Regions from separate parts of the Mus musculus genome. Here all the other regions are linked to region 2. A link is a loop called in an ENCODE intact Hi-C map of the cell type or tissue named here. Cell type or tissue: heart. All regions are shown on one strand. Region 1 overlaps Gm40915 (a long non-coding RNA gene). Region 2 holds the start of Lncbate6 (a long non-coding RNA gene). Region 3 overlaps Gm40914 (a long non-coding RNA gene).

Region 1 (8,000 bases), 80 kb after region 2:
CACATCAAATCAAAGCTGAGCATGGGGCCTGAAGAAAGGGCTCTGAGGTTAGAGAGCCTGCTGCTCTTCCAGAGGACCTGAGTTCAGTTCCCAAAACCCACGCCAGAGGCCTCACTACCGCCTGTAACTCCGGCTTCAGTGGATCCAAGGCTGCCTTCTGGCATCTGTGGACACTATGAGAGACACAAGAGAGACACTCGAAAGTAAAAAAAAGAAACCTTAAAAATAAAAATAAAACGGGTATTACTCTATGCACCTGTGATTCCAGTGCATTGCACAAGGAGAGGGGTGTAGCCTGCAGCTCACTGGCCGGCCATTCTGATCAGTAGAGTCAGGGAGACCCTGGATCCAGGGAAGAGCTTATATCTAAACACAAGGGAAGCAGCCAGGCATACTGGTTTACGCCTGTAACCCCAGCACTTGGGAAGCACCTGCAGGCAGATCTCTGAATTCTAGACCAGCCTGCTTCATACAGCAAGTTCCAAGCCAGCCAAAGCTCCATAGCAAGACCCCGTGTTAAAACACAAAAACAAATAAACACAACAACAACAAAACCTAAAACAAAAACAAAAAAATCAAGGTAAGCAACTCTTGAGGTGTAGGTGTGACAGGACACCTGGGGTTGTCCTCTGACTTTCACGTGTGCAATCACACAAATGCACAATTCAAGGGAGCTGAACTATAGATGCAGTCAGCCTAGGTACCTGCTGATGGATGAATGGATAGAGAGTGTCACACACACACAACATACACTCACTCATGCACACTCACATATACATACAACATACATTCGCTCATTCACATACTCACACAACACATACACACACAACACACACACACACGCACGTGCACACACACACACACACATACACACACACACAAATACTGCTTTTTTTAAAGACAGCTTCCTCTGTGGCCTAGGCTGGCTTCAAATGCCTCCTCCTCTTCCTCCTCCTCCTCTTCCTCCTCCTCTTCTTCCCCCTCTTCCTCTTCCTCTTCCTCCTCTTCCTCTTCCTCCTCCTCCTCTTCCTCCTCCTCCTCCTTCTTCTCCTCCTCCTCCTTCTCTTCCTCCCTGTCCCCTGATGCCAGGATTTCAGGTTAGGATCACCATGTTTGGCCTAAAACTTTAAGTTTTGTTTTGTTTTGTTTTGTTTTGTTTTGTTTTGTTTTGTTTTGTTTTGTTTTTTTCTTTCATCGGCCCTCTAGTGTGCAGCTGCCCTAGCAGGAAGAAGGGTGGCAGGAAGGGGTGGCTCTGTGACAGCCTGGCCTCCGAAAGTGGCGGCTTCTCAGTGGTTTTAAAGGTCACTTGCTGACCTGACCGTTGCTGAGACTGAGGAAACACACACAGGAAGTGTTATGCAAGTGAGCAGAGAGACTCACAGGCTCCTGCCAGGAGGTCTGAGCCGATGCTTCGTGCTTTGTGCCACCCTGTACAGGTTCCCACCTCAGGAGCCCTCCAGTACCACAGCTGTGGCCACAGCCTGGCCGGATGACAGACAGTCCTGTGTGTGTCCCCCCCCACACTGAGCTGACAGCTGAGGACTGGACAGGATGGCACCAGTCTCCACCAGCTAGGGACTTTTCAGAGCAGGTATCATGAGAGCTACTAGAGGACTTGTGACTTTTGTCCCACAGTCAAACTTCAGGATTGCACAAACCACCAGCCTGGAGTGACCTTGCCTTGTGGGGAAGCAAGAGGAGCCCAGGCTCCCACGCAGACAGTAAGTCCACAAGGGTACAGAGTACCAGCGCTCTGAGAGCTTAAAATACACCCACAGGAGGAGTGAGGCCGGCTGGCTGCTCACCTTGGATCTGCACAGCACAGAACAAAGGGAGCCCTGCCTTCGTGACAGACAAATCCAACCCCAAAGTCCCTTTTCACACACATAGCCCTCATTGGCCAATGGCTCTTTGGCCTTCCCCTCTTCTTCCTCTTCCTCCTCCTCTTCCCCCTCCTTTTCCTCCAGGCTGACAAGCAGACAGACCCAAGGTCACCCCATGTCTATACTAGCCTGACAGCCAGATGGCCTCCTTCATCACCCAGCCTTCTCTGCAGGCTACATCCCAGATAGGCTGGGAGCTGACCCAGCATCTTAGAAAATTCGAAAATTTACCCTTTCCTCTCCCTACCCCCACCCCGCCGCCAGCAAACCCAGGTCACTCCAGTTCTAATCTCCTACTCGCTTCTGCTGAGTCTGCACTGGTTTGGGACTAGATGGACCAAGCCCTGAGCTCTTTCTGCAATATTCCACATTTGACCACAGTAGGTCACCATGTGCTATAGAGGTGGCAGGGCCTAGCCTGGTTTCTATATCATTAAAAAGAGTTGCAGATGCCTTCCACTGGCTTTTGGTAACTCATCCAAAATCAGGAAACAGGAAGAAAACTGAGCTCCTGGAACTGTGGCCCCTCCCTCTCTTCCACCTGGATTATATGTTTCCTGTTCGTACATAGAAACTTCCAGAATGGTCAACATGGTGATGGGTGAGCCGGGCGTGGTGGCGCACGCCTTTAATCCCAGCACTTGGGAGGCAGAGGCAGGCGGATTTCTGAGTTCCAGGCCAGCCTGGTCTACAAAGTTAGTTCCAGGACAGCCAGGGCTATACAGAGAAACCCTGTCTCGAAAAACCAAAAAAAAACCAAAAAACAAAAAAAGATGGTGATGGGTGATGGGAACCGGTTTGACCATCAGCAAAGCTGGAGTGGTATTGGATGGGACGGTTTCAAAGTCACCAGGCTGACCTCAGAGCATCAAAGTGTGATCTTTTGACAGTGCAGGCTGATACTTTGCAGATAGTGCACGGTGGGCACGCTTTGTGAAAGTACTCTAGCCAGCATACTCCTGCTAAGTCAGCCAGGACACTACATGAGAAAGACGTAGCCCAAGGCCAGCACGCAGCTGCTGTGTGAGGACAGGAGTGACAGGGTACCATTCTGGGCATCTAAATATAATAGGCAATAAGCTTGAGTCACTCAGACTTAGACTTTATGAGCCAGCCATGCTTTGATGGCATACCAGGTCACAAACAGTTCTCTTCCTTGGGCTACACAGGCCCATCCTCTTGTTAGGTCCTCTCACACTCCCTCTTCCATCACATAAAACAGGATGATAAACCTGAACCATGATGACTAGAGATAGCAGATAGCAGCTACCTGAAGGAGACCCTGGACCAGGGCAGATATAACTATGGTGGCCTCAAGCCAAAAAATCACTCACAGAGCCAGACAGAGCCAGCTCTCCTCACTGTCACATGAAGAGAGAGAGACAGGCTCAAGACTTCTTTTTCTACTTGAAGCCTGGTTAGGCTTAGAGTTTAGCATAGCCACAGTGTCCTCTTGAGGCAGTGCACACTAGAGAAAGATTATTATCCCCTGGACAGGACAACATTCAAGGTGTAGGAATGATCAGACATTCACAGATATACACACACCACAGAGACAGAGAGATAGATACATATACACACAGACACACACACCACACTGATAGACACACATACACCACACATGCACACACAGATAGATACACACATAAAAATACACGCAGACATACACAGATAACCACACATAGAGATACAGACATTCACAGACACACACAGAGAGAGATAATCACACACACATACATAGATAGATACACAGACACTACAGAGAGACACACAGAAATCAACACATATAGAGAGATGCACACACATAGACACACAGAGATATACACACAGAGATGCACACAGAGAAATATACACACAGAAACACACACACAGAGAGAGAGAGAGAGACAGAGAGACCAGTTTCTAGCATCTACTTTCTAATTAAATGTAACAAACCACCAGCTAATTCATGCCATCAACTAACACGGACAATGTGGGTGGAGCCGCCCTGGGGTGTTAAAGCCTTGGACTTCAAGGCTCTTCGTGGTTGGCAGCCTCTCCACTCCTAGGACAGCTACAGGTCCTTAACAAAATGTCATGTCTGGGTCATCTACCCGGTCATATTGACTCACCAGTCAAACACTTCCTTTCTATTGTGTGGGACTCAGACATACTAGGGTTGAATGTAGTCCTTCAAGCATCATAGACTGGAAAGTTAACCTCCAGTTTCACACGCTCATGGTGCAGAGGTGGGGACTCCAGGAGGCTGTTAGGGCAGGTGGGAGTAGGAATCCTAGGATGGTATGTGTGGCTCTTAAGGAAGAGGAAGAGAGACCCAGACTAGCACATTTGTTAGTCTGTCTTACCATGTGCTGACTTCTGTCAGGTGACTGGAGAGATGGCTCCGTGGTTAGAAGTATTTGTGGCTCTTCTAGGGAACCCTAGCTCTGTTCCCAGTATTGATGCCAGGTGACTCAGAGTGCTTGTAACACCAGCTCTAGGGAATCTCACTCCTTTTCTTGGGTTCCAAGGGTACCTGAACACATACACATACAAATACACACTTACATAAACACATAAAAACTAGTAACAAAAAGAAAACTTTTAAAGTACTTTTATTTGTTTTAAACATTGTTACTCTTTTATTTATTTTGAAACAAAAAGTTGCAAAACACACACACACACACACACACACACACACACACACAAATTAGCCAAACCCAAAGTCTAAACAACTTAACCAACTTCTGCACAGCTAGAGTATATTTATATATTTTTAATAGTTTACTTAGCGTTATTTTATGTTCATTGGTGTGAGGGTGGAACTGAAGTTACAGACCATTGTGAGCTGCCATGTGAGTGCTGAGAATTGAACTCGGGTCCTTTGGAAAAAGAGACACTGAGCCGTCTTTCTAGCCCCATATTTTTATATTCTGAAGCTAAATAAACAAAGGTGTAAAAGGATGCCCACCCAGGGCCTGGCACGGGCTAAATATTGCAGATCTAATCTCTTACCTGCAATTCTGAATCCAGATATCCCCTGAACGCTGAAACTCTCTCTTTTTGGCTGTATTAATTGTGGTGACATTGCTGTGACAATAACTGACTGAAACTTGGTAGGGAAGATGGACTTGGGCTCAGAGTTTCAGCCCATCATGGCAGAATAGCTCACTGCAGCGAGAACACACCATGGAGTCTTTTCAGATCATAGCAGACCCCAAAGCAGACAGACCTGAGCGAGGAGCGAGAAGCGACTCCAAATGCCTGCTCCTGGATGTAAGAGAGGGCACATAAACATATCTGTGTAGGGGCTGCCTTAGGAAGAAGCATTGGAGTCGCTGTTGCCTGCAGAAGGAGAGAAGGGACTGCGATGGACGCAGAAGGAAACTGAGGCTGCCTGGCACACTTCTCATGTACAGTGGAATGCTCCCACCACATGTTAAACACATTGTAAGATTATCAAGTAAAGGGTTAATAAATGTTTAACTCCCATCACGATGGGAGGAGCTGAGCCTGGTGGCACAGGCCTTGATCCCAACACTTGAAAGGTGGAGGCAAGAGGGTTAGGAGTTCAGGGTCAGCCTCGGCTATGAGTTGAAGGCTAGCCTGGGCCAACTGACCTTGTGAAAAGAGAGGAGTGGAGGAGGGGATGGAGACAGGGAGACAAAGAGGGACAGAGAGACAGAGAGCAGAAAAAGAAAGGGAGAAAGGGAGGAAAGTGGTGAGCGACAGAAGGAAGAAAGGAAGATTCACCGTATTTGTGTCAAGAGTCCCTGAAAATTCAAATCTCTGTACCATTAACGGGAATCTAAATGGTGCAGACCCTGTGCAAAACAGTACGGAGTGTCTTCCAAAAGTTCAACAGAGAGAGATGGCTCAGCAGGGAAGAGCTGCTGCTCTTGAAGGAGACCAAAGTTCAATTCCTGGCACCTACTTAGTGGCTCGCAACTGTCTCTAACTCCAGTTCCAAGCAATCCCACCCCATCTCATGACTACTGAGAGCATGACACACATGTGGCACATAGATACGTATGCAGTCAAAACATCCACATACATAAAACATCAAAAGTGAATGAAATAAAAAAAAAGAAGCGCATAACCCATTAATTCCACTTTTGGGTATATGTCCAAAGTGATGTGTTTATAAAGAGATAAGGGAGGGGGGTATGTTCTATGGGGCTGTGGTGAGTGGTGGAGGGGAGGGAAGGAATGCCTCAGCATGGGTCCAGCCACACGATGAAGACAACTACAGTATCATACAGAATAGAGTTTATTCAGGGCATGGGAAGAGGAGTCAAGAGGAAGAGAAAGGCAGAGAGAGGGAGAGAATAGAGAAGTAGAGGAGTAGAGGCCAGCCATGATCACATGAAGAGAGGAGGGGAGAAGGGAAGGCATTAGCAAGAGAGCAAGAGAGCAAGGAGGGGGCAAGCAGCCCCTTTTATAATGAGTCAGGCACACCTGGCTGTTGCTAGGTAACTGTGGGGCAGAGCTTAGACACAATGCTCACACAAAGGAATTAAAAGCAGGGATACAAAGGGATACAACCTGTCCATGGTCAAAGAAGTAGGCAAAAGCAAATGGCTCCAGGGCAGAGGCTTTTTAGGTTTGCAGGACAGTGGGCAAGGTCGAGTGAATGGTCAGTGGATCTGAGCTGCTGTCAGTGAGGACTGGTAAGCTCTGGGAACAGATGCAGAGCCCAAGAGTCCCAGAATCCAATCCTGATGCTGGTACCAGGAGTGCTGACCAAGTGGACCATGAGCCCAGATTGTCACAAGTGCCAGCCTCCTCGATGACTCGTAAGTAGTCATAATGAGGTGTTTGAGCTAGACCCCTTGTGTCCCTCATGAGGATCCCACACAATGAATAAGAGGCAAATCTTCACCCTCGGGTTTTACCATTTGGACTTTTTTTGTTTTGTTTTGTTTTTTCCTTCACTTTTTTCCCCATTAAAGTCAAAAGAAGTGCTTTTCTTGCCTTTCTTGCTCAGCTAATTTAGACTGATTTTGTGGTTCCCACAGTTTATTTGAGGTTCCCTCCTTTCCAATAAAATGTGGCCCAAGATGATCTTCCAGCGCCAAGAGCACCTGCCCAACAGGGAGGCGGAGCCTCAAGTATCTGTAAAGTTCCAATCCGACAACAAAACCTGTTCACTGCTCACGCACACCCCAGGGCTCCTGTGGGCTTTGGCTTCCTCCTGTGTACCCACAGACCAGTTAAAAAGACAAGCCCAGCCTTGCTCAGGGAAGGGATGGATCACAGGGTCAGTGGCCAACACATTAGAAGAACCAAAGACCCAGTGGGAGTGGGATAGCCCAGCAGAGGTAGAGTTTCCGACGCTTGCCCTCAGGCCAGGAAAAGGAACTTCATTCGTCCCCAGATTCAAAGCAGTCCGTTCAACCACAGAGGAGCAAGGAAGAGATACCTGGCTTCCCTCTTGCCTCGGCTCCTCTGTTCACCCATCCTCACTGGCTCTAAACCAGCCAAAAGTCGGAGGCAATGAACACTGGGAACACATTTTGCAATAGGCAAATATCAGCTACCCAGAGTCCCTCAGGTATGTAGACAAAGAGGCCCAAAGTCCGATGTGTGCAAGTGCAGTGGTGGCCCTGTAACTGTCCTGGCTAGAAATGAAGATATTCTAAAAAGATATTCCAACCCTGTCTCTCAATTTCAGTATCAGCTACTGGAACAACGGGCCTACTGATGTGGGAATTACCCCAGGTTTCTCACGATAGGCAAAATAAAGGGGGGGATGGTCTGAGAAAGAGATTCCACACGGTTCTAACAACTTGTGAGACCACCTTATAGAACGAGACTGAAGCCCAGAGACAGGTCAGTAGTGGGCAGGACCACACCTTGACCAGCCCATCCTTGGCCCTCTATGTATGCTTTGAGCTCCCTCCAGGTCTCTGAAGACAGATTTAGGGAAGGGACTCGCTGCATCTCTTCTCCCTTCTTCCCACTGTGGCCATATTAAATAGGTATCTTTCTTCTGCTTTGCACTGTTAATGTGGCGCTTTTAATTGCCTTAGGCTTCTTGAGAATAAGTGGCCAGACCTAACTTGGGTACAGTGGTAAACCCCCAAATCTGATAATGGCCCCAACTCAGGGGAGTGTCTCTGTTATTTTTTCATCTGT
Region 2 (8,000 bases):
AGAGGAGCACTCCCTCCCTTGCCTCCCTCCTCATACTAACTGTAGAGAGACAGAAAGTTAGGAAGATCTTGGCCTGCACAGTGTCCGTCCCTGGACATTCCCTCCCAGGCACATAACTTCGAGGTACTTAAAAGATGTTGCAAGAGAGTCCTGTGGTCCTACGAGAAGATGCCAAGCAAGATGAGTCTCTCTCAGCACTGCTTCCAGCGGATGGCAACTTCTCTTGTGTGGCCTTCAAAGCAGAGGGGACTGCAGCCTAGCTCAGGAGCATTGAGAGCCTTACTCATCTGTGAAGAGGTGAGCATGACAGACCTGGACTTGGAGTCCAAAGCAAAGAGAAAGGGGCAGTGGGATAGGGACCTATGGCCCGTCATGGCAGCTGCTGTCCCCTCTACCCAGGCCCTCTATTGTGTCCTCTCATAGACATTCAACCATCCAAAAGGGCAAGTGCATGCTGTTATGGAGTGTGAAGTGTCCCTTCACTGACTAGGCGGATGAGGACAAGTGACTGGATCCTAAGGGCTCTGAGCTAATCAGTGGATTAACCAACCCCTTGATGGATTTATAATTTGGAAGCATGGCTTGGAGATGCTACAAAAAGTAAGAGGCTGCTACCAGCCGGAGTATTAGGTCGCCGTGGGTGACTCTGTGGTGTTGTATCTTGACCTGGTCCTTCCTGTACCCATCTCTCAGCTTCTGCCATGAAGAAGCTTTTTCATCCCGCCCTCCCACCTTCACGATGCTCTGTCAAGAGAATGGAGCCAAGCAGCCACAGACTGACGCCTCCGAAGCTGTGAGCATCAGCAAATCTTCCCTCAAGTTCTTTACATGGGGCACTTTGTCACCACCATAAGACTAGCCAATCTACAGGCCAGATGCCAGCTCCTCCGGAATAGTTTCCCATAAGCCCTTTCAGCCCGCGTTAACTGACTGACAGGTGTCCCCATCACCCTCTTTCTCTGGCAGGCCTATTTTACACTATAATATTGTTCTGTTAGCATTGCAGGTTCCTCATTAGGCAGAAATAATATCATAATCCTATGTTCCTTGCACATGATCCAGATGAATTCTCCCTCTATTCCTGCTTCTCACACGAGCTGGTGCACACACACACACACACACACATACACATACACACACACACACACACACACACACACACAAGCACACGCACACGCACACACACACACCACTGCTACTACACCAGTAGAGACTCTTTGCCCCCCTTCCCAATAAAGGATATGCACTTTCCAGGGGGGCTCAAAGGGTCTAATTCTGAAACATAAATAGTGTGTATATGCTGGATCAGTTCAGAATCTATTATATCCAAAGGAAAAATTGTGGATCTATTTCTAAAAGTTTCCTAGTCACTTCTGAAGATAAATTTTGCATTTAAGAAAAAACTCAGAGTAGAGAGCTAGAAAGATGGCTCAGCAGTTAGTTGTGCTTACTGTTCTTGCAGAGGACCTGGGTTCAAGTCCTAGCACCCACATGGCTACTCACAACCATCTGTAACTCCAGTTCCAGGGGATCTGACGCCCTCTTCTGACTTCCACAGGTACCACGTATGCCCATGATACACATGCATACATGCTGGCAAACCATTTTTTGTGCATAAACAAACAAAGCCAAATAAAGTAAATAAAATTAAAAAAGAAAAAACAAGTAGGAATAGGAGATGTAGCCCAGGAAAGTACATGCCTACCACCTTCGGGACCCTAGGCTGAACCCTTAACACTGTAAAAATAATAATAATAATAATAAATTTTAAATATTAAAATGAATCAGAAGCCAGGCATGGTGGTACATGCCTTTAAACTTAGCACTTGGGAGGCAGAGACGGTAAATCTCTCTGAGTTTGAGGCCAGCCTGGTTTACATAGTGAGCTCTAGGCTCCTCAAGGCTACAGAGCAAGATCACATCTCAAAAGACACAAAAAATAAACCACAGTAATCCTTTGCGTTTGCTGTCTTGCTTTATAACTGCATTGTCTGATATGAGCGTATTTGTAACTGCAGGTAACAGAACACTGAAAATTAGAGTCCTTGGAGAAATAGCAGCCACCTAACTCAGTTAGCCAATGAGAGCATGTAACAAGGGTACCAAGTCAACTGGGGCAGGACTGGCCTTCACCTTCAACACCACTCAGTGTTCGTATCTCTCACTGCGCAACGAGTTTTGTTTGGTTTTTCATTTAAGAAAAGCAGACTTGAGGGACCTGGGGAAACAGCTCAGTATGTAAAGTGCTTGCACGATCCCCTGCACCCCCATAAGAGCTAAGTGCAGTGCTGCGCCTGTGATCCCAGGACTGGGGATGAAGAGGCAGCGGGATCATTGGGGCTTGTTCCCAAGGTCTGTCAAAAATGGAGCTCCAGATTCACTGAGAGGCCCTCTCTCTAAAAAGTAAGGAGGATGGAGCTGAAGGTTTTGAGCATCAGCTGCTCATCCAGAGGACCTGGGTCCAAGTCCCAGCATCCAACATGGATGCTCACAACCATCTGTAATTCTAGTTCTTGGAGATCCAATGTCCTCTCCTGGCCTTCAGGGTCATCAGGAATGTATGTGATGCAAAGACACTCGAGCATGCAAAACACCCATATATATAACAATAAGTGTGTGTGTGTGTATGTGTGTGTGTGTGTGTGTGTGTGTGTTTTAATGAGGAAAGTAGTTGAAGAAGATGCTCAGTGTCACTCTCAGCTCCCCAGGCACTAACACATATGCAGAGGGACACACACCTGTGCTTGCACACAGAGAAGTAGATCTGAATATATGAGTGCCCACCGGTGGCCAGCCAGGGATGCTCTCTGCAGCCACACCTCAGTACAATGATCACAGCATGGGACATGGATGCCACTGGGGTCCATTCTGAAGGACAGCTCTGTTTCCTGCCTCTGGCCAGCATCTGTGGTCAGGCAAAGCTACGAGGAAATACAATGAAGGTCAGTTTAACAAAGACCCCAGTGTGGGTGAAATTTAACACCACAGGAGACAGACTGTGGGAGGAGGAAGAGGAGCCCAGAGCCCCAGGCTCTGTGGAAGAAATGGGGAAGGGTCAGAGAGGGAACTGGAAAGAAGCCTGATCCCACTGCAACCTCTACAGCCAGACTGCTGGAGACTTCCGAAAATGAGGCACACCAGGCACAGACAGTGGTAAGTGCTTGCCATTCTAGCTCCTTGGTATCCCGAGACTAGAAGAGGAGGAGGAGGAGGAGGAGGAGGAGGAGGAGGAGGAGGAGGAGGAGGAGGAGGAGGTGTCCAGCGTTCAGAGTTTAGGACCAGCCTACTTTTTTTACACAGTAAAAAAGTCTCTCTAAAAATATGTGTGAACATACACCACACACACACATGAGAGAGAGAGAGAGAGAGAGAGAGAGAGAGAGAGAGAGAGAGAGAAATACAGATACACAGAGACAGACAGACAGACAGAAAGCCAGAGAGAAAGAGAATGACACCCACTGCCCCGGGGGGAGGGACATCTGGCCACAGTAGGTCCTTTTCCAATGAGTGACATTTCCTTGACGTGTCTGAGCTGACAAATGCTCTGCCACAGAACCTGACAATGGAGCAGACTCCTCCTCCGAGGAGCGGATGCCCTCCCTGGCAACTGGTGGTTTTGGCTCTCACAGGTCTGGGGGAAACCACAAGGCTAGTTTCTGTTTAGTTCAGGCTACCGCTAGGTGGAGAGGGTGGCTCTCTTCCTGGCTTTTTCAGCCCCTGGTACATGCTGTCACAGGAGAAGCTTAGAGCCAGGATAGGGGCTATCTATCCCTTGGTCACGAATGTCTTGAAGACTGGAAAGGTTTTAATTTATATTTCCTCTACCCTTACTCCCCCTCCCCGCCCCCCAAGAAGCTTTTCTGGAGCAAATAAGGCCACATCGCATCAGTGTCCTGAGGAAGAGTCATGCAGATTGGGTGTACTCAGACCATAGACCCTCCAGGCATGTGGGAGTCGGGGGTGGGCAGAAGATGGGCAAGCCAGGAGTGTTTGCAGGCTGGGTGGGAGGGCATGTTAAGGGTGATCGGAGCATGAGGTCAGCTGCAGCTGATAGAGGCTGCTGGCAAGAATTGCTCTCCCACTCACCCTCATCGGTTGCCCATGGAGGCTGGGTGGTTTTGATGCACCCAATCAGCTGGTGGATCCATGTTATGGCCCCCTTCTTCTGGCATCACACTCATCTCTCTTTCATACTTCCTTGTACCCTGGCTTCCTCTTATCCCTCCCATACCTATGTGCACCCCCTCCTCCAATCTCCTTCCTTAGCCCCCGTGTCCTTGCGAAATAGGAACACACTGATGGTTGAGTGCACCCTGCAGCTGGCTCAAGGCTCCCCACCCTAATGGAGGACAAGCTACCTGTTGACCCCTATATCCTGATCTAACTTTCTGATACTTTGTTAGCTCGGCGTGAGGGCACCCAGAATAAAGTGAAACGTCACATAGGTCATATGCAGTTTTTCAGAAGCAAGTGGAGAACTGCCTTTCCTTTCTACCAAGTTTGGTTGTCAACCCTGATGCTGCTGTTAGCAGGATTGTGGACGTAATGGCTGCAGCTTGGGCAATCATTTTGACCTACGCAGTATGTGTCCAAGGGTATTTGCATGGCCCCGCCCCCATCACTTCAAGTCACTAATGAGTCTTTGAGAGACTCATTTGACCACAACCATAGTCTTTGGTCAGGAAGAACTTCGATCTAGTTGAAATGAGTCTCACCAAGTTTCACACCGTCTTGTTGCAGAGATTACAGTGCCCTGACATTTTACCCGCTTGGCTAGGCCGGGCCCATTGTGCCGATGTTCCTGCTTCTAGTCGCTTTCAGGCACAGCCCACAGCAGCACATTGCTCTGTGCCTTGCATCATGGGCCTCTCACCGTCTGCCCCGGGGCTTCCCTGTTGTGGAAGATCAAGGCGCCGTGGGACCCACTACCTAAGCAGGTACACTGAGTTCAGGTCAGACTTGTGGGGCCATGGGCAAGTGGACAGAGAAGGAGGCTGGCTGCTTCATGGGTGGCCGAGCACAGCACAGATGCCCCTGCAACTATTTCCTGGTCTGGCCTCCTCTCTCAGGAGAGAGCAGACTAAGTGTGCACGCAGACTCTGCCTATCATAACGTCAATCTGAGGAAGACTTGACCAGGCAGACAAATTTTCCTTCTCCGTGCTACTGTGGCAAGCCCCAGGGCTTTTTCTGGTGGTCTCACATGAAGCAAAGCAATTAGTTTTACTCATGAGAAGCTGAGGCTAGCCCGGTAATCATCCCCTTTTTTTATCCAGCATCCTGGACACTCCTACTAGCTTTCAGAGCTCTGCCGATTCCATAAACTTAAGACAGGGAGACGTATGGAGAACTGAAGGAACCCCATGCTGAAGAAGCCCCCTCCCTCCAAGAGAGCAATATTCGCTGTTAAGTGGAAGCTGCTGCTCTTTAGGGCTCTCTTACCTGAAGTCTTATCCTGCTGCAGATACACATCTCTTGGCTGCGAGTCCCAGAGCCCTCTCTACCCTGTTATTAAAATACTTCTCTTCCCTTTCATTCCAATTTCACTTTTCCTGGCTTGGCTGTATGAGGATCCATACAACATTCCTCCCAGGAAAGTCTAAGGGGCATAATTATCCCTCGACTTGCCACCCCTGCCTCCTGCACTTGCAGCCATGAAGAAAGGAAGAGGATCTGGGGTAGGTTAGATGATGCGCCTGTGGGCAAGCACTAACAAGAGAAAACCTCCAGCCTTGTGGCTTCCACCAAATTGCACCATCATCTCACTCCCTACCCGCCCAGACTGTGCAATTTGGGAGTCATCAGATCTCTTCCTAGGCACTCCATCATGGGATGGGCAGAGCTGAGGATGGTGCCTGCTCATCTTGGTCCCCAAATGAGGATTAAAGTAGAGAAGGGCACTCTCCATACAGGTGTGCAGTTAAAAACAGGTAGTACGCTAGGCTCCGTTTACTCACTGGTACCCTTTTAGAACTTGTAGTTAATTGTGGTCAACTGCAGTCCAAAACATTAAGTGGAAAAGTCCAGGAAAAAAACAAACAACTTGTAAATCCTAAATTGCTTGTCATCCCGAGTAACGTACCATCTTGCTTTACTCATTCCACCTGGAACATAAATCATCCTTTCACCTGCTGCATCCATGAAGTATTTGCTACCCTCCCGGTAGTTACTTAGTACCTATCTTGATCATCTCCTTCACCTGGTACATCCAGGCTCTATTTGCTACCCTCCCGTTAGTCACTTAGTAGCCATCTTGATTATCAGGCTGATGGTTATGATCTCACAGTGCTTGAGTTGTTAACATTATTTTTCTTAGTAACAGCCCGAAAGCACAGGAGTAGTGGCGCAAAGCAGACACAAGGGCATTAAATAGTTTTAACTCTGGTACTGTGTGGCAAAACACTAGGGTAGATAGGGAAACACATAGTGTACCTAGGGTTCAGTCCTATACTAGTCACCTTCTCATTGCTGTGACCAAATACCTGACAAGGATCAATTTAAAGGAAGATACACTTATTCTGGCTCATGGCTGGAGGATATAGCCCATAATTGCAGATGTGACACAGTGGCAAGAGAGCTGGCAGGAGTAGGTGGCTACTTAGTCTCATCTGAGTAGAGCAGGAAGCAGCGATGAGACAGGAAGTGGGGCCAGACAATAACCTCAATGCCTGCCTTGCAAAGGTCCACTCCTTTTATCTGGGTCCTACCACCCAGAGGTTCCATAACCTTTCAAACCAAAACCATGGAGTCATATATTCAAACATGTGAACCTGTAGGGGACACTTCCGCTATAACAAATGCTGTCTAGGGTTTCAAACAACTGCTGGGGGTTTTAGAATGTATATCCTGCAGATGTGAGGTCTACTATAAATCACTGAGTCCTAGGCTGCTTATGGGGATGCTTGTCTATCACAGCATCACCCAGCCCCAACTGACTAATACACACTTGGAGTGAGTAGATCTTGCTCAAAGATTCTAACTCATTTTGATTCGTTTTTAAAGGGGACAAGATATCAAAGCTAACTTTATTAAACCATCAAAAACGTTCACAAATTCCAACATCTCTGAGAGCTTTGGGGGGGGGGTGTACCTGTGCTACTTGAAGCACTCACATCAAGGGTTCTGAAATCCTAGGAGATGAGAGGCAGGGAGTGTACTTTGTTTGGGGGTTCCCAGGTCTGTGTCACATCTTGGTGTTTCCAGGACCCCTGCTATCAAACTTTTCCATATACTCAACTGAGAGGTTAAGCCTCAAAAATTGTTTTGTTTTGTTTTATTTAAAAAGAAGCTTTTTCAACATGGAAGCAATACATAGTTTCATTCTAAAAATGAATGACCCACAAGTACCCACCTATTCTCTCCTTAACTGTCCAAGGGATGCTACCACATGCAATCCCATCAGCCCCTGGGCTAGTCTATCTCTTGGGTGCTGATTTCCAATAAGCATTTTGTTGGAAAAAAAGAGGAGTTAAATAAAGCCATCCCTCCACCTATCTAGATGTAGTGAGTTCCTGGGGAAAGGACACCGGATATGTCCTGGTATGACTTCTTCTCTTTCTTTCTTTCTTTCTTTCTTTCTTTCTTTCTTTCTTTCTTTCTTTCTTTTTAAGATTTATTTATTTAGTATATGTAAATACACTGTAGCTGTCTTTAGACACTTTTTCTTCTCTCTCTAGCCCCACTTGCTTGCTGTAGCTGACTTCAGACACCCCAGAAGAGGTCATCAGATCTCATTACAGATGGTTGTGAGCCACCATGTGGTTGCTAGGAGCAGTCAGCCAATCAGATGGAGCTTATTCCTCAGTTGAGGGTCCCTCTTCCAAATTAACTCCAATTTGTGTCAAACTGACAAAAACTGACCGGCACAGGATTTACCTTAAGGGATGTTAGTCAGCCTTCTGTTGCTAGAACAAATACCGGAGGCAATCAGCTTAGAAAGAGAAAAGGGTCTTTGGCTCACAGTTGTAAGGGGTTTCTGCCTAGAATCTGCCTCCTTGCTCT
Region 3 (8,000 bases), 60 kb before region 2:
CCCCCTTTCCACTCACTGCCAAAATGCCTCTCTGCAGGTTTCCCCACCTTGTGCCTGGGTTCTGTGGGCGTGGATTCTCAGCCAGATGCCCCACACAGAGTTGGCATCCCTGCTCCTTACCCACTGCCACTGCGACCCACCCTTTCACACACTCTTGGGCTGTGTGTGATCTGAGCTGCTTTCTCTACAAAGAGACCGAGATCTCCTTTCTCACTCCTGACTCTCTTACAAAGCTTCTCCTGCTTTGATCCCAAATTCTTTCTCTCTTGCCTGAGCACAGACTTCAGTGTAGCCAAGAGCTCTCGCTGAAGCCAGTTTACATCTCGGCCCATTCGATCCTTTGAATCCAGCCTTTATTTACAACAATAATAATAATAATTGGGTGTGGGGGGTGTGGCTCTGAGACGGGCACCTGCTGAGCACACATGAGAACTCCGGTTCCATCTCCGCAGGTACTAACAGATAGAAGGGAGAAGAGAAGAAAGGAAAACAAAGTGTACTGACTTCTTTGAGACTGACATACTGAGATCTGCATTGTCTGCACTGTCAGAGACCGTTCCCAACTTCACCCAGGAAAAGAGGCTTAGATCTATAGGATTATTAACTTCCCAACAAGCCTACAGAAACAGAAAGACAGGTACCCACCCAGCCAAAAACAAAAAAACAAAAAAACAAAAAACAACAAACATTTAAAAATGGGGCTTTCAGAATGACTCAACATTCAAGAGCATCCAAGTTCAGTCCCCGAGGACCCAAGTCCAGCTTCCAGCACCCACACCAAGTGGTCATAGTCCGTAACTCCAGCTCCAGGGTATCTGATGCCTCTGCCCTTCAAGGGCTCTCCTACATGCAGGTGCACGTATTGATGGGAAGGCTTACATCTTTTTTATCTTTGCATGTAATTACAAACAATAAATCTTTATAAAATAATTTTTAAAATAAAGTGATGTGTCAGGTTGTGGGTGTGGCTCAGATGGAGAGTATTTCTGAAGCACAAATAAGACCATGGAGTCCACCCCCAGCTCTGCCAAAAGGAAAAAAGGAGGAGGTAGGAAGGGCTGAGACGTGGAGAGTTAGCTTTAGCATGAGTGAATAAGGAAGGCACCGCGTTCTGCTCTTTATAGGCATATTTGCACACTCCCCACAGAACACACAGTTCAAGTGCAAGCTCAATAGAAGAGTGCTCGTCTAGAGTGAGAGACCCTAGATGGCATTCCCGGATACAAAAAAAAACAAGCACCCATCAGTGACTTAGGGGTATGGCTCAGGAACAGAGGGATTGTCAAAGGTGTTGCTCTTGATGCTGTGAACAAAACCTGAGGGAATTATCTTAAGGGAGGAAAAATCTACTGGGTCTCGCAGTTTGAAAGAAACAGTCGCCCTCTGAAAGAAACAGTCTATTGTGGTCAGGAAGCCAACTAAGTGCTTCTTGGTGAAGGGGACGCATAGAGGATGCTCACAACTGGGCATCTTGAAGAGGACTGAGGACAGAGGAGGAACGGACCACAACTTTCTCACCCAACTTTATCAAGCACTACCTCCTAAAGGTTTCAGAGTCTCCCAAAGCCCTGCCACCACCCAGGCACCAAATGTTCTGACACATGAGAACCATTTTGCACCCAGTGAGTGATATCCTGAGGGGTTGTTGTTGTTGTTTTGACTTTTGGATACAGGGTTTCTCTGTGTAGCCCTGACTGTCCTGGAACTTGCTCTGTAGACCAGGCTGGCCTCCAACTGCCTGGCTCTGCCTCTGAGTGCTGGGGCTAAAGGTGTGTGCCACCACTGCCCAGCCAGAGACCCCGAGTTTTATCATCAACATGCAACAATATTATCAATTTCATGCCCACCCTGTAGTGTGGAAATACAAAGAAATGGGGTTTAGAACTGGACACAAGGAAGTCAGCCCGGGCTTCGCAGTAAGACTGTGCTCAACACAAACAAATGGCGGCACGTGAGGTTTGTCATGCTCTCCATTGTGCCCGGCATCCCTGGAGGCACATGCACTCTGCCAAAGCAGAGTGCTCCCATGAGGTGCCATTGTCCCCAGGACACGTAGTGTTTTCATTGTGTTGGCTTCTTCTAGCCATGGTTAGAACAACGAAACAAGAATCATACTATTTCAGAGGTTCAAAGATACCTCCAGGGCTGGAGGGGAGAGAGAACTAGCCTAGGTCCTCCCTGGATTCCATCCCAGTGCTGCAGGCAAAAAAATTATAATTAAATAAAAGAGCGTCTTGGTGTCTTCTGCTTTTACTCATTTGCCTTAAAAGTAGTATACAAGCCCAGGGCCTGCCAGCAACTTTTGATTTTACCCGAAACAAAATGAAAAAAACAGATGCTGTCTCACCCCGCAAAGAAAAAAACCCAGAGAGCAAATGAGTATCACTGGGCGCACACACAGTTTTTGGAGACATACTTGCATCTTCAGGGTTGAAATTCACATTGTGTAAAATACTATGGGAGACAAAGGGGATCCTGGCTGAATAAGATGGAAAACCACTTCCTAGAACAACAATATTCCAGCCATGTTCCAACTGGGGCTTGGGAGCAGGGGGTGATCCTAAACAATCCAAGTCTCCACGTGGAAATAATATTTATTATTTCTCTCCCCTCCACACCCTGGAGTAAGACAACACTAAGAGCTGGCTTTCCTCTTGACTTACCAACCCCTGAAGCTGAGAAACAAGACTCTGTGGGCCTGTTAGGTTTATGCAATTGCACACCGGGCTCTTAGGTGCTTCCAACGCTACTAACAATCTAGAGACAAATGAGCGCCTTTAGGCCACCAGAAACCAGAATTCCAGGTGAGTTCTATAAAGAAAAAGAGGTAGGGAAAAGAGCAGAAGAAAGAAAGAAGGAAAAAAAGGAGAAAGGAAGGAAGAGAGATGGGGGAACAACAAAGGAGGAGGAGGAAGAGGAGGAGGACAAGGAGGAGGACTTTTTGTTTTTAAGTTTAGCTTTTTTTGAGTGTTTTTCGTTTGTTTGTTAGGGTTTTTGTTTTGTTTTGAGAGAGGAGCTTATTGTTTACTCATTATGTAGCTAAGGCAACCTTTGAACTCACAGACATCCACCTGCCTCTGCCTTCCTCCTAGTGCTAGGATTAAAGGCCTGCATCACCATACTGGACCCTTAATGGACTTCTCTCAGACTTGTTCAGCATTATGAGAAAAAGGAGGAGGGGGAGATGATTCTGGGAGATTGAGCAGCCAAAGGATAAAACTGTACTCATTTCTCAACAGCAAGCCTTTGCAACCTAAGCTCCCGAGTAAAAATTTTTTAAAAAGGCAGGCTTCTTTTCCCTTCCCACAAGGGAAAACCAGAAGGGGTGGACCACTAGCCCTCTTGTGAAAAAGATGCTCCATCAGTTCATTCAAATTCCAGCCCAGCAGGTCCACTTCCTGCCTCTCCCATCCTTTGTCCATCCTGCAGAGGAGCGCTGTAGTTTGCTAGCCCCACACAGAACTCCCTAGGGCCATTCCCTCGCTCCTTGGTGACCCTCATCCCTCCGTGGCCACCAACCCTCAACCCCCCCCCCAAAAAAACTAAGAAAGTCCACCCTGCACTCCATCTCAAAATGGCGTTCCCTCCCCCAGCTCCCCCCCCCCCCCAAGAAGCCTCATTCCTCACAACATTCTAAGCTCCAGGGCTGTAAGTTTTGCATCCTCTTTTCTTCCCAGCCAGTCGTAGTGTATATTCACACCATTCTCTCTGGGCCAGATCTCAGCTGATGGGAGCAAAACCCTGTCTGTCTGTCTGCTTTCAGCTTGTTTCCATTCCATCCAGGGCCAAGCTTCCCAACTACCAAAATAGGCAAGTGTCCCAGGTTTTCCTGCCGTACCTCTAACCTTGGTTCCTTGATTAAGTACTTGGTTCCTCTCTACACAGAACTGGACTCTGTCCAACTTGTGTCTCTAGGTCTTCAAGTGTTCACTCAGGAGATGTTTTTTTATCCACAGGTCCCTGTTTACCATTGGAGTTGGTTCTTAAGGATCCTCAGAAAGCATCAGGGGAGGGAACCCTGGTCCACAGCTCTTGCCCCACCCCACCCCGATCCAGGCAGGAAAAGGAAGCCCCTTTGTATGCACAACTTGCTGACAATTGCTGGCTCTTGCCAGAGTGGCTTTCCTCTCTCAACATAGGAAGCTGCTAAGAACTGCAACAGGGCAGAGACAGAGAGAGACAGAGAGAGAGAGAGAGAGAGAGAGAGAGAGAGAGAGAGAGAGAGAGAGACAGAGAGAGAGACAGAGAGAGAGACAGAGAGAGAGACAGAGAGAGAGAGAGACAGAGAGAGAGAGAGAGAGAGAGAGAGAGAGAAAGGAGGAGCTGTCCCTTCCGAAGACAGCAGGGTTGCAGAGGCCGCACAAATGCTACTGTGAGTTATTTCGGGACCAGCAATGAAACACCGAGCCAGTCTTTGCTCTCTGAGCCAGCCACACCAGCGCGGTTCGACTTTTGACATCTTTTCCCTGTGACGAGAAACGGCTGGCTCTTTCAGCAGTTATAGGGGAAAGGGCCTGCTAACCAAAGGGAAGGAAACCCACACCACAGACCCTACAGGAAGGAAGGCCTGCGCCTGGAAACTCACAGGCAGGAGCCATTAGAGGGCAGCAAGTGTCTGGGAACCCAGGCAGCAAGAATCTCTCTCTCTCTCTCTCTCTCTCTCTCTCTCTCTCTCTCTCTCTCTCTCTCTCTCTCTCTCTCTCTCTCTCTCTCCCTCCTCCTTTCAATTACAGGGTGTCTCTAAAGGCAAAGCACCAGGCTCCAGCGTCAGCAGAAATACGAGTTGGAAAGACCCAGACCCAGGCTGTTGGAAGGGAAGGCACCCTCCAATCCCCAAAGCAGGCCCCTCTTGGCAAGGTCGAGCAGTGGCTGTGCAGGTCTCACCCTTACTGCCCCGGAACCCCCCTGGGTCGAGGACCCTGGCAGAACCAGCGCTGCTGTGCAGAGAGAGAGAGGGTGGGGAACTTGGGCACCCAGCCTTTTGTGTCACTTTGCTCCTTGGCCTCCTGCAACTCTAGGACAAAGGAGCGCCTGGGAGCTGCCAGCAGCCTGGGGGCACCACTGGGTTTGACAAGGAAGGACGAAACCTGATCCCTGCCAACGGGACAAGTCCTTGTGCTGTTCTGTGAGGTGACCCAGTTCTGAGACCAGACCGCTAGGCTCTGATCACACTGCATCTCTCACACACCCTGCTCGCACCCCTCGGCCTCCGAGGTAAGACCGTCGCATCCTTCCTTCCACCCGGACAAGTGAGAGCTGCCACTGGGGCGTCCCCTGCGGCAGCAGCTGCACACTCTAAGGTGTTGTGTTTTATTAAAAAATAAATAAATAAATAAATAAGAGCCAAAGATATGTTTGATAGAGCCAGGTATGGTGAGATGGGAGGGGTGCCTCAGCTAGCCCATGCTGAGGCATCCCCTAACCCCTGAGGTACCAGCCATAGGATAGTATGGAATAGAGTTTATTTAGGGCAGGGAAGGGGATTTGGGAAAGGAGTAGAGGGGGCGGGGGAAGAGGGAAGAGAGTTGAGGAAAGGCTGGCCAGGAACATGTGGAAAGAGGGGGAAGGGGGAAGGGGTCAGGAAGAGAAGGCGCAGAGCAAGCAGCCCCTTTTATATAAGTAAGCCAAGCCTACCTGGCTGTTGCCAGGTAACTGTGGGGCAGAGCCTAGAAGGAATACTAACATTCCTCCGTTTTGATTTAATTTTTTACAAAGGAAAAACTAGAAAGAGGTGATGGTAAAGCAGGAATCGGGTCGCCGTAATTTTTAGGGGCTTCCTGCGGACTTTGGGGCAACATGTCTCTGGGAAACCTAAGAAAATGGGTGTATGGATGTTGGTCTTAGGAAAGCTGGCTGTTTCCTTGCTGTCCAGGGTCTGTGGACCCATCTGTGAGTAGGAAGGAGTAGGCCCAGCAGCAGCGGCAGTGTCTGTGAGAGTAGATTAGCACATCTGTAGGTTACTTCACTGGAACGGTCCTGGATGTAGATTTTGAGTAAACACCTGGACTTGAAACACCCAGCTCTCCTAAGACTACACTCAGGGGAAAGGGATGGCTCAGCATAGGCCTGCAGAGACATCCTTGGCGCTCTCTCTCTCTCTCTCTCTCTCTCTCTCTCTCTCTCTCTCTTTCTCTCTCTCTTTGGTTTTTCAAGACAGGGTTTCTCTGTGTAGCCCTGGCTGTCCTGGAACTCACTCTGTAGACCAGGCTGGCCTCGAACTCAGAAATCCACCTGCCTCTGCCTCTGCCTCCCAAGTGCTGGGATTAAAGGCGTGTGCCACCACGCCCGGCTTCTTTCTCTCTCTTTTTTTTTTTTTAAATAGAACACAATGTAAGGGACCCAGGGGCAGCTAGGAGTGGTTTCCTGCCTATCCTGCCAAGGAGCCTCTTTATATTTTACTAAGGCTTCTACCAGGAGAAGGCTTCTGGACTCTAATTAGAGCCCAGTCGGGGTAGGTCACTGGGAGACAGCAATTGAGGGTCTGGTGCAATCTGGTTACTCATTTCTTTCCCCAAGCCCCCAGAGGACAGCCCTGACTCACAGTCACCGGATTGGAAGACCTTCAGATGACATGTTCTAGTTCAAAGGGCCTGGGCAGATTCAAGTGTCAAGTTGAAGGTGACAGGTTACCAAATCCTAGCACTGAGCTTTCGCCTAGCCAACACGCACAGGCTGAAGCAAGATGCCCTGTTCACCTCCTTCCCAACACTCAGTCTCATGTCCACCCTGTTGAGAAGAGCTCCCTTGCCCTGGCCCTGACCTACAGCAGGTGACCTAAGTAAGGCTAGTCTCCCCATCCCGTCCACCATACCCGATGTTTCTTGGTCAGATAATTCTTAGTTATTTTGGAGTCAATGCTACTACCCCCATGGAACCTTAGGCTCTGAGGCCCTGATTCTCTGCCTTTGCTTTTCCATGGTCTGCCCTTGGGACTCTCTCCTCCTTTAGCTTCATGACGTAAATAAGAAGAGGCTATGGGAACCTCTAAACTAGATTCATAGATAGACCCATCACTCACAGTGAGAACACAGTGGCTAGGAACCTATCGGAGTGTGTGGAGGACTTTGCCAGCATTGGGAGGCGTTCTGATTTCCTGTAACAGTAGACCAGGAATTCAGACTAAATTTCCCACTGACAACCATTCAAGACCCTACAAAATATAAAAGAAACCCAGTTCTTCCAACCCGAGAAATACTGAGCCATAACGTTGGCTGCTGACCTTAGAAACAGTCACCAGATTGGAAGATATTCACGGGACAGGCTCTGGTCCAAAGTGACCAAGTGGACTGATCACCACCCTCATTGCCTAGCACACTGCTGCTGTCATTAAAAACTCAATCTGATGCTTGTAGCTTTGGATAAAAACTCCATGGAATGAATACTTACAGGATTTGTTTTATTTGTTTGTTCTGTAAACTAACTCCACCTGGCTAAAAGAAGACACTTCTTCTACATTGCCTGAAACCTCTCTCTGGCCTGTCTCCCACTGTACTACTGCTGTAAAGGCAGACACATCCTGATAGAGGCTATCACTTCAGTTGCAGCCTCCACAGTCCCTATGAACCAACCACAAAAGGGTCTCTGCACTGTTAGGTGTTTGGTCTCACTCACCATGAAGGCTTAATCTTTTTTTTTAAGATATTAATTAATTAATTAATTAATTTATTTATTTATTTATATGAGTACACTGTAGCTGTCATCAGACACACCAGAAGAGGGCATCAGATTCCATTATAGATGGTTTTGAGTCACCATGTGACTGCTGGGAATTGAACCTGTGTCCTGTGTAAGAGCAGTCAGTGCTCTTAACCACTGAGCCATCTCTCCAGCCCGAGGCTTAATCTTTATCATAGTGTTTTGGATTTATTCTTCACTTCCCTGAACTGCCTTCTTCATGTCTAAGATAGTAGTGCTGATAGCAACAAGCTCAGTGCTATTGTAAGGGTTAAGTAAGATGGTGTAGCTAAAACACAAAGTACTGTATCCTTAGCTTGCAGTAA

The links. A loop is a pair of places that touch in the nucleus more often than their neighbours do. Peaks named below come from ENCODE experiments on the same cell type or tissue, not always from the same donor. Only the 100,000 strongest peaks of a DNase experiment are listed, where the experiment ranks them.
Region 1: a loop joins it to region 2, with 2.4 times the contacts of the local background. A loop is called at or near these places in 9 of 42 quality-filtered maps.
Region 3: a loop joins it to region 2, with 6 times the contacts of the local background. A loop is called at or near these places in 10 of 42 quality-filtered maps.

Annotation. Positions count from the first base shown.
Region 1 is chr13:37,618,621-37,626,620 of GRCm38, forward strand. Gm40915 (a long non-coding RNA gene) reads right to left here. Exons shown (of 4, transcript XR_873251.2): 3 at 4,229-4,398. Among named protein-coding and RNA genes, the nearest start is that of Gm40915, 5.0 kb to the right of the region's middle. In heart, CTCF peaks have their summits at 1,992 and 3,331 (motif pointing left); a DNase peak (open chromatin) is centred at 1,401; H3K27ac peaks cover 1,661 bases.
Region 2 is chr13:37,538,256-37,546,255 of GRCm38, forward strand. It overlaps Lncbate6 (a long non-coding RNA gene), which reads left to right and starts at 1,881. Exons shown (of 3, transcript XR_382205.2): 1 at 1,881-3,153; 2 at 4,741-4,937. In heart, a CTCF peak has its summit at 3,674; DNase peaks (open chromatin) are centred at 3,656 and 4,836; H3K27ac peaks cover 2,036 bases; H3K27me3 peaks cover 278 bases.
Region 3 is chr13:37,478,274-37,486,273 of GRCm38, forward strand. All of the region lies in intron 1 of Gm40914 (a long non-coding RNA gene), which reads right to left. Among named protein-coding and RNA genes, the nearest start is that of Gm40914, 5.0 kb to the right of the region's middle. In heart, CTCF peaks have their summits at 4,566 (motif pointing right) and 5,090; DNase peaks (open chromatin) are centred at 3,458, 4,058, 4,528 and 5,008; H3K4me3 peaks cover 1,676 bases; H3K27ac peaks cover 2,716 bases.